2 separate regions of the Homo sapiens genome follow, and region 1 is linked to region 2. Evidence: read pairs that join two places in POLR2A ChIA-PET (ENCODE). Cell type or tissue: OCI-LY7. All regions are shown on one strand.

The links. Peaks named below come from ENCODE experiments on the same cell type or tissue, not always from the same donor. Only the 100,000 strongest peaks of a DNase experiment are listed, where the experiment ranks them.
Region 1: POLR2A ChIA-PET joins it to region 2 with 5 read pairs; 2 of 35 experiments call an interaction of 5 or more read pairs at or near these places.

Annotation. Positions count from the first base shown.
Region 1 is chr2:55,248,716-55,252,715 of GRCh38, reverse strand. MTIF2 (mitochondrial translational initiation factor 2) reads left to right here. Exons shown (of 16, transcript NM_002453.3): 8 at 63-239; 9 at 3,182-3,321. Among named protein-coding and RNA genes, the nearest start is that of RPS27A, 18 kb to the right of the region's middle. In OCI-LY7, no CTCF peak of the experiment used is centred here; no DNase peak of the experiment used is centred here.
Region 2 is chr2:55,101,690-55,105,689 of GRCh38, reverse strand. It overlaps a transcript of RTN4 not described here. Among named protein-coding and RNA genes, the nearest start is that of RTN4, 53 kb to the right of the region's middle. In OCI-LY7, no CTCF peak of the experiment used is centred here; a DNase peak (open chromatin) is centred at 2,479.

The sequences.
Region 1 (4,000 bases), 150 kb before region 2:
TCTTTGGTATTAAGGAAGTACATGTTTGAATCCTTGATGTTCTTGAATTTCTGTTTCCACAGTCTCTCTGCCTTCTGGGGAAAAGATAACTTTTCTTGATACTCCAGGACATGCTGCTTTCTCAGCAATGAGAGCCAGAGGTGCTCAGGTCACTGACATTGTCGTATTGGTTGTAGCTGCAGATGATGGAGTGATGAAACAAACTGTAGAATCTATTCAGCATGCCAAAGATGCACAGGGTACTGTGTGGCTGACTTAATGGATCTACTACATAAAGTCAAAGTTCTGGGGCCATTTACATATAGCTCATTTAGTCTTCACAACAATCCCAGAGTTATTATACGTGTATTACAGATAAGCCTCAAAGATAAATTGTTTTCCCACAGACTTATAACTAATAGGAAGAGTATAGCAGGATTCAACTTGGGAGTTGTGACCATAAGTACAGACCACAGGTACAATCTTTCCTCTACTATGCCCTTTTTTTTTCAACTTTTTATCATAGAAATTTTAAACAGATACAAAAGTAAGAAAAGAATAATGAAATTCGATCTATCCATCACATAAATTCATTAGGAGTTGCATAGTGGTTATATTCTGTTATTTCCTGTTAATTTATTATGTGGAATTCTTCTCTAAAGAGAAACTTTCCCTTCTGCTTTAAATAAGTTCTTATCTGATCAAATGTATAAAATTCAGACTTTTGGAAAATCACTTAACCATCTTCTCCCTTATTTCTTCATTTAAAAGTTATAATAATAAATACCCACACATGTAATTATACATTCTAGGCTGGGAGTGGGGGCTCACACCTGGAATCCCAGCACTTTGGGAGGCCGAGGCCGGTGGATCACCTGAGGTCATTGGGAGTTCGAGACCAGCCTGACCAACATGGAAAATCCCTGTCTCTACTAAAAATACAAAGTTAGCCAGGCATGGTGGCACATACCTGTAATCCCAGCTACTTGGGAGGCTGAGGCAGGAGAATCACTTGAACCCGGGAGGTGGAGGTAGTGGTGAGCCGAGATTGTGCCATTGCACTCCAGCCTGGGCAACAAAAGCGAAACTCCGTCTCAAAAAAAAGTTACACATTCGGTATATTGATTTTTATTCTGAAATGACTGTACCCCTACCCTTACTGAGAAAATGTACTCGATAAAGTGTGTCATATTACCCCCAGATTTACTGGCAAGATTTTTAAAAGGTTGGGAGTTACTGAACTAGTCCAGTTCTTTCATTTTACAGCATGAAAACTAAGACTCAGACAGCAGCCAGAACTCTCCCTAATTATATACAATTATACACTAATTTTCAGTATGTCTGCATATGGAATTTGGATCTGCTAGCTTCCAATGTTATTCTCTTTTCTTTTTAATTCCTCAAAACTGCCTTTGTATGATGTACTATGTTCTTAATGATTCTAGGGAATACATGCAAAAAGAGAGGGATAAATTTGCCAGGGATCCCATTACAAAGCAATTGGTTGAGATAGGATAACTTCATTAGATCATGCTTTGTACACCTCTTCTCTTGGTACCGGTTAAGTTCCAGCTCATCAACATAGAATGTACTTTTTCCTTTTCTTTTTTTTTTTTTTTTTTTTTTGAGACGGAGTTTTGCTCTTATTGCCCAGGCTGGAGTGCAGTGGTGCAATCTTGGCTCACTTCAACCTCCTTCTCCCAGGTTCAAGCGATTCTCCTGCCTCAGCCTCCCGAATAGCTGGGATTACAGGTGACTGCCACCACACCTGGCTAATTTTTGTATTTTTAGTAGAGATGGGGTTTTACCATGTTGGCCAGGTTGGTCTCAAACTCCTGACCTCAGGTGATCCACCCACCTCCCAAAGTCCTGGGATTACAGGTATGAGCCACCGTGCCCGGCCAGAATGTACTTTTTCGTAATAGTACGTTGTGGATTGCAAAACTTTTTTGTATCTTTTAAAATTTCTGTTTGATACCTGAGAAAATTACAGAGATGATGAAATGCAACCACAGAATTACCTCGTAGAATTTTGTGTGATTTCTCTAAAGAGAGGATATGTCTAGTGATAGTAAGTAGATTAAAAGATTGTTTGGTCCTTTCATTAAGTAAACATTTATTGAGAGCCTACTAGGTCACTGACCTAGGTGTATGAATAAATAGTATAAGTCCTAAAAGAAAATTTGTGATATTGGTACTTAGTTTTAACCTAGGATGAGATGTTGGGTTTTAACAATGAGTAAATAAACCCTGGAAAGAAGAGGCAAATGATCTAGCAGTATTGAATTGGAATCTTCCCATGATTTTTTTTTTTTTTTTGGAGATTATCTCCAGTGTACTTACTGATCTTGCTTTTAGGTTTAAGGATAGGCCTTTTTCTACCCAAAATACAGTTGACCTTTGAACATCACGGGTTTGAACTGTGTGGGTCCACTTAACACACACATTTTTTTCAACCAAACATAAATAAAACAGCATTCACAGAATTTGAAACTTCCTTACATGGCTTTTTGTACACACGATTCTGCAGGGCTGGCTGCAAGACTTGAGTATGCCGGGATTTTGGTATAGGCAGTGGTGGGGGTCCTGGAACCAATCCACCAGTATACCCAGGGATGATTGTATTGTTTGTTGTGTTTTTTCTGGGATGGAGTCTCGCTCTGTTGCCCATGCTGGAGTGCAGTGACACGATTTCAGCTCACTGCAAGCTCTGCCTTCCTGGTTCAAGCGATTCTCCTGCCTCAGGCTCCCAAGTAGCTGGGATTACAGGTGCATGCCACCACGCCCGGCTAATTTTTGTATTTTTTAGTAGAGACGGGATTTCTCCATGTTGGCCAGGCTGATCTCAAACTCCTGACCTCAGGTGATCCACCCGCCTCAGCTTCCCAAAGTGCTAGGATTACAGGCATGAGCCACCGCACCCAGCCCGACTGTATTGTTTTTTTTGATAATCTCAGGTGTCTGTTATTCACTCAGAATCTGCTTATAATTATACTTTTAACATCTTGCATCTGGATTTCTCTATATGTAGAGCGCAGAGTAGGGTGATGTGACTCTAAAGTGGGTCATTTTGGCCTTTTGTTAGATAAAAACATCCACTGAATAAAGAGAAAACCAGAACAGAAAGTTGATGTCTTTCACTGTGAATACCTGGAATTGAAGGTGTCATCATTTTCACTCTTTTTAACTCCATTTCTTTCAGTTCCTATTATCCTTGCCGTAAATAAATGTGACAAAGCTGAGGCTGATCCTGAGAAAGTGAAAAAAGAGCTGCTGGCTTACGATGTGGTATGTGAAGATTATGGAGGTGATGTTCAAGCAGTGCCTGTCTCCGCACTTACGGTAAATGCGGGGACCTCATATAAATATGCCTGGATGGGAATGCTGTACATAATGCACACAGTATATTACATCTAAAGAACATTTTGATGTACATAATTTGTGTTGTTTTTAAAAAGTTTTCTTGGTGCCAGGCAAAGATGGTATTATCTTGGTTTGGCATGTTAGGAGTTAGGCTCAGAGAGGTCAGTCACCAGCTAATCAGTGTGGAGTCAAGTCTAAATGGAATATATTTTTTATTATGAGATACTTAGGATGAGAATAAATGGTGAATAAGGGAAATAGTAGGACAAAGACGTGGTGCCATCACAGCTCAGTGCAGCCTTGACCTCCAAAGCTCAAGTTGTCCTCCCACCTCAGCCTCTTGAGTAGTTGGGGCTACAGGCAGGTGCCACCCCATGCCTAGCTAATTTTTAAATTTTTTTGTAGACATAGGGTCTCACTGTGTTGCTTAGGCTGGTCTTGAACACCTGGCCTCAAGCCATTGTCCCACCTTGGCCTCCCAAAGCACCGAGATTACAAGTGTGAGCCACCATGCCTGACCAAAGACTGTCTTAAGCAGAAATGAAATCCAGTTGTTAACAAAAAAGTGCTTATATTTCATGCCTCTTACAAGTGGAAAACAGGTCTTACAGCATTTAAGAGATTTAAACAAAAAGTTCATGAATACCAAGATTAAATA
Region 2 (4,000 bases):
AGAAAAGATTGCTTTTGACTACAATAAGATTACCTATCATAAACACACTCCACAAAATAAAACAGCAAGGGAGAATGGGGAAATATTTATTACTTAATAATAGATAAAGGGTCAGTAACAATATACAGAGCTTGCGTAAAATAAATTAGAAAAACAATCTCAGCCAGCATGGTGGCTCATGCCTGTAATCCCACAACTTTGGGAAGCTGAAGTGGGCAGATCACTTGAGATCAGGAGTTTGAGACCAGCATGGCCAACATGGCGAAAACCCATCTCTACTAAAAATACAAAAATTAGCCGGGTGTGGTGGCAAATGCCTGTAATCCCAGCTACTCAGGAGGCTGAGGCAGGAGAACTGCTTGAACCTGGGAGGTGGAGGTTGCAGTGAGCCAAGATCGTGCCACTGTACTCCAGCTTGGGTGACAGAGTGAGACTCTGTCTCAAAAAAAAAAAAAAAAAAAACTTCAATAGCAAAAAAAGGGGGGAAGGCAATGAGTAATTCACAAAAAAGAAATATGGAAGGCCTAAAAATGTGAAAAAGTTCACATAAGTAGTAATCAAAGAAATGCTAATGAAAACAATGAGCAGGGCCAGGTGGCTCACGCCTATAATCCCAGCGTTTTGGGAGGACATGGTGAGTGGATTGCTTGAGCTCAGGAGTTTGAGACCAGCCCGGGCAACATGGCAAAACCTCATCTCTACAAAAAATATAAAAATTAGCCTGGCGTAGTGGTATGCTCCTGTGGTCTCAGCTATTTGAGAGGCTGAGGTGGGGAGATCGCTTGAGCCCGAGAGGTTGAGGTTGCAGTGAACCAAGATCGCACCACTGCACTCCAGCCTGGGCGACAGAATGAGACTCTGTTTCAAAAGACATATATAACAAAAAACTAAAACAAAACAATAAACAGATACTACTTCTCATTATTAATCTAGGAAGTTTCTTTTTTTAAAAAAATTATTATTTCCCAATGCTCAGCAAGAAAAATAGGAAGGAATGGATGTCTCTTCATTCAGAGCTGCCCTTAAAAAATAAAAACAAGGCCAGGCACGGTGGCTCACACCTGTAATCCCAGCACTTTGGGAGGCTGAGGCAGGTGGATCACGTGAGGCCATCAGTTTGAGACCAGCTTCGTCAACATGGTGAAATCCTGTCTCTATTAAGAATACAAAAATTAGCCAGATGTGGTGGCATGCGCCTGTAGTCCCAGATACTCGGGAGGCTGAAGCACGAGAATCATGAACCCAGGAGGCGGAGGTTGCAGTGAGCTGAGATCGCAACGCTGCACTCCAGCCTGGGCAACAGAGCAAGACTTGTCTCAAAAATTTAAAAAACAGCCAGGCATGGTGGCTCACGCCTGTAATCCCAGTGCTTTGGGAGGCCGAGGTGGGTGGATCACTTGAGGTCAGGAGTTTGAGACCAGCCTGGCCCACATGGTGAAACCCTGTCTCTACTTAAAAAAAAGCAAAAAAGATTAGCCGTGTGTGGTGGTGCGTGTCTGTAATCTTAGCTGCTGGGGAGGCTGACCCAGGAGAATCGCTTGAACCCAGAAGGTGGAGGTTGCAGTGAGCCCAGCTAGTGCCACTGCACTCCAGACTGGGCAACAGAGCAAGATTCCATCTCAAAATAAATAAGTGAATAAAAAGAACAAAAAACACTTTATTGAGGTACAATTTACATATAAAAAGCTACACATAGGCCAGGTGCGGTGGCTCATTCCTGTAATTGCAGCACTTCGGGAGGCCGAGGTTGGTGGATCACCTGAGGTCAGGAGTTTGAGACCAGCCTGGCCAACATGGTGAAACCCCATCTCTGCTAAATATACAAAAATTAGGCGGGTGTGGTGGTGGGAGCCTGTAATTCTAGCTACTTGGGAGACTGGGGCAGGAGAATCGTTTGAACCCGGGAGGTGGAGGTTGCAGTGAGCCGAGATTGCACCACTGCACTCCACTCTGGGCAACAGAGCGAGACTCCGTTTCAACAACAACAAAAAAGCTACACATTTTTAAAGTATACAACTGTATAGAAGTCTTCTGTGAGACGTAGAAAAAGAGGGAAAAAAATAAAGTACACAGCTCTGTGGGTTTAAGGATAAGTATATACCCATAAAACCATCACTACCATCAAGACCATAAATATATTCATCACCTCCTAAAGTTTTCTCCCAGCCCCTTTATTATTAATATTATTAATTTTTGTGTGTGTATGGGTAAGAACACTCAGTATAAGAGCTACCCTCTTGGACACATTTTAAGTGTACAATACAGTATTGTTAGCTATAGGCACTATGCTATATAATAGGTCTCCAGAACTTATTTATCTTGCATAACTGAAACTTTGTACCCTTTAATCATCATCTCCCCATTTTTCCCTTTCCCAAGTCTCTGGTAACCACAATTCTACTCTCTGCCCTGAGTTCGACTTTTTTAGGTTCCACATGTAAGTGAGATCATACAGTATCTTTCTGTTTCTGGTTTATGTCACTCAGCATAATGTTCTCCAGGTGCATCCTTTTAAAACTCATTGTTTCTTTAAATGTTTTATAAACTTTTAAAAATATACTTCCTTTTTTTTTTTTTTTTCCGGAGTTTTGCCCTTGTTGCTGGAGTGCAATGGTGTGATCTCAGCTCACTGCAACCTCCGCCTCCCGGGTTCAAGTGATTCTCCTGCCTCAGCCTCCCTAGTAGCTGGGATTACAGGCATGTGTCACCATGCCCGGCTTATTTTGTAATTTTAGTAGAGACGGGGTTTCTCCACATTGGTCAGGCTGGTCTCAAACTCCCGACCTCAGGTGATCCGCCCGCCTCAGCCTCCCAAAGTGCTGGGATTACAGGCGTGAGCCACCGCACCCGGCCACGATAGTAACTTCTTAGATTAATAAAGAGATTTGAATTGTCTTTAGAAAAACAATAGAGTTTTGTCTTACAAATTGTTTTTAGAAAATCTATAGAGTTTTGTTTTATAAATCTCTTGGATTCTCCTCTCCTACCTCCTACCCTTCAATACCAGGACCAAAGAGAAGCAGCAGATCCCAAGCACCATGCACTGGCCTATTAGCAGGGACTGGCAGTTGGCCATGTGTCAAGTCCAATCAGCCACCAGATTCTTGTGAGGTCTGCCAACTAAGGACGAATTTCACATCTTAAATGATTAAAAAAAAATCAAAAGAAAAATGACATGTGAAAATTATATAACATTAAAATTTTTAGCGTCCACAAATAAAGTTTTATTGAAACACAGCTATGTCCCTTTGTTTATGTGTAGTTTATGGCTGTTTTGCCGTAAAACAACAGAGTTGAGCCATTTTGGCAGAGACAGCATGGTCCATGGTCCACAAATCCTAAAAGATTTACTATCTGGCCCTTCACAGAAAAGGTTTGCTACCCCCTGGCCTAAAGTAGTAGTTTATATACCATCTTCAAGGGATTTCAGCCTTACAAAAACAAACTAAATTCCATTTAAGTGAACATTTTGATCCCTCCTTCCCTTTCCCCCTTAATCGTCATCTGCTCCAAAGAACTGAAAAATGATTTAGGCATGATTTGGATGGAAAGTTATGAAATAACAATATCTCATCTTTAAGGAATTTGGTGCTCATGATTTTTAAAAATGGACTTGTTAACTTTATGATTCAAAATAAAAGCAGAAGCCTTTTTTTGTCTTAGATTTCAGATGTCACATCTAAAAGTGAAATATCAGTAGAAAACAATAATAAGATTTCACTCTATTTTTCCTTTTCTTTTATATTTGATTTGGAGGTGTGAATATATTTGAACATATATCCTACAGTGTGTGATGATTTTGTGAAATTTGAATGTGCTGATGAAATATACAATCTTTCCAGTCACTTAGCTCTTATGTAGTGAAAAATTCACTTTAACATACAAAATTAATTAATTTGCTTATTGTTTATTCACATGCAGCAGTTCTTCTAATTAATAATTCCTATGCTCCAGGATATCCACAGGGCTGGTTCATACCATCATATGAGGACAGAAATTG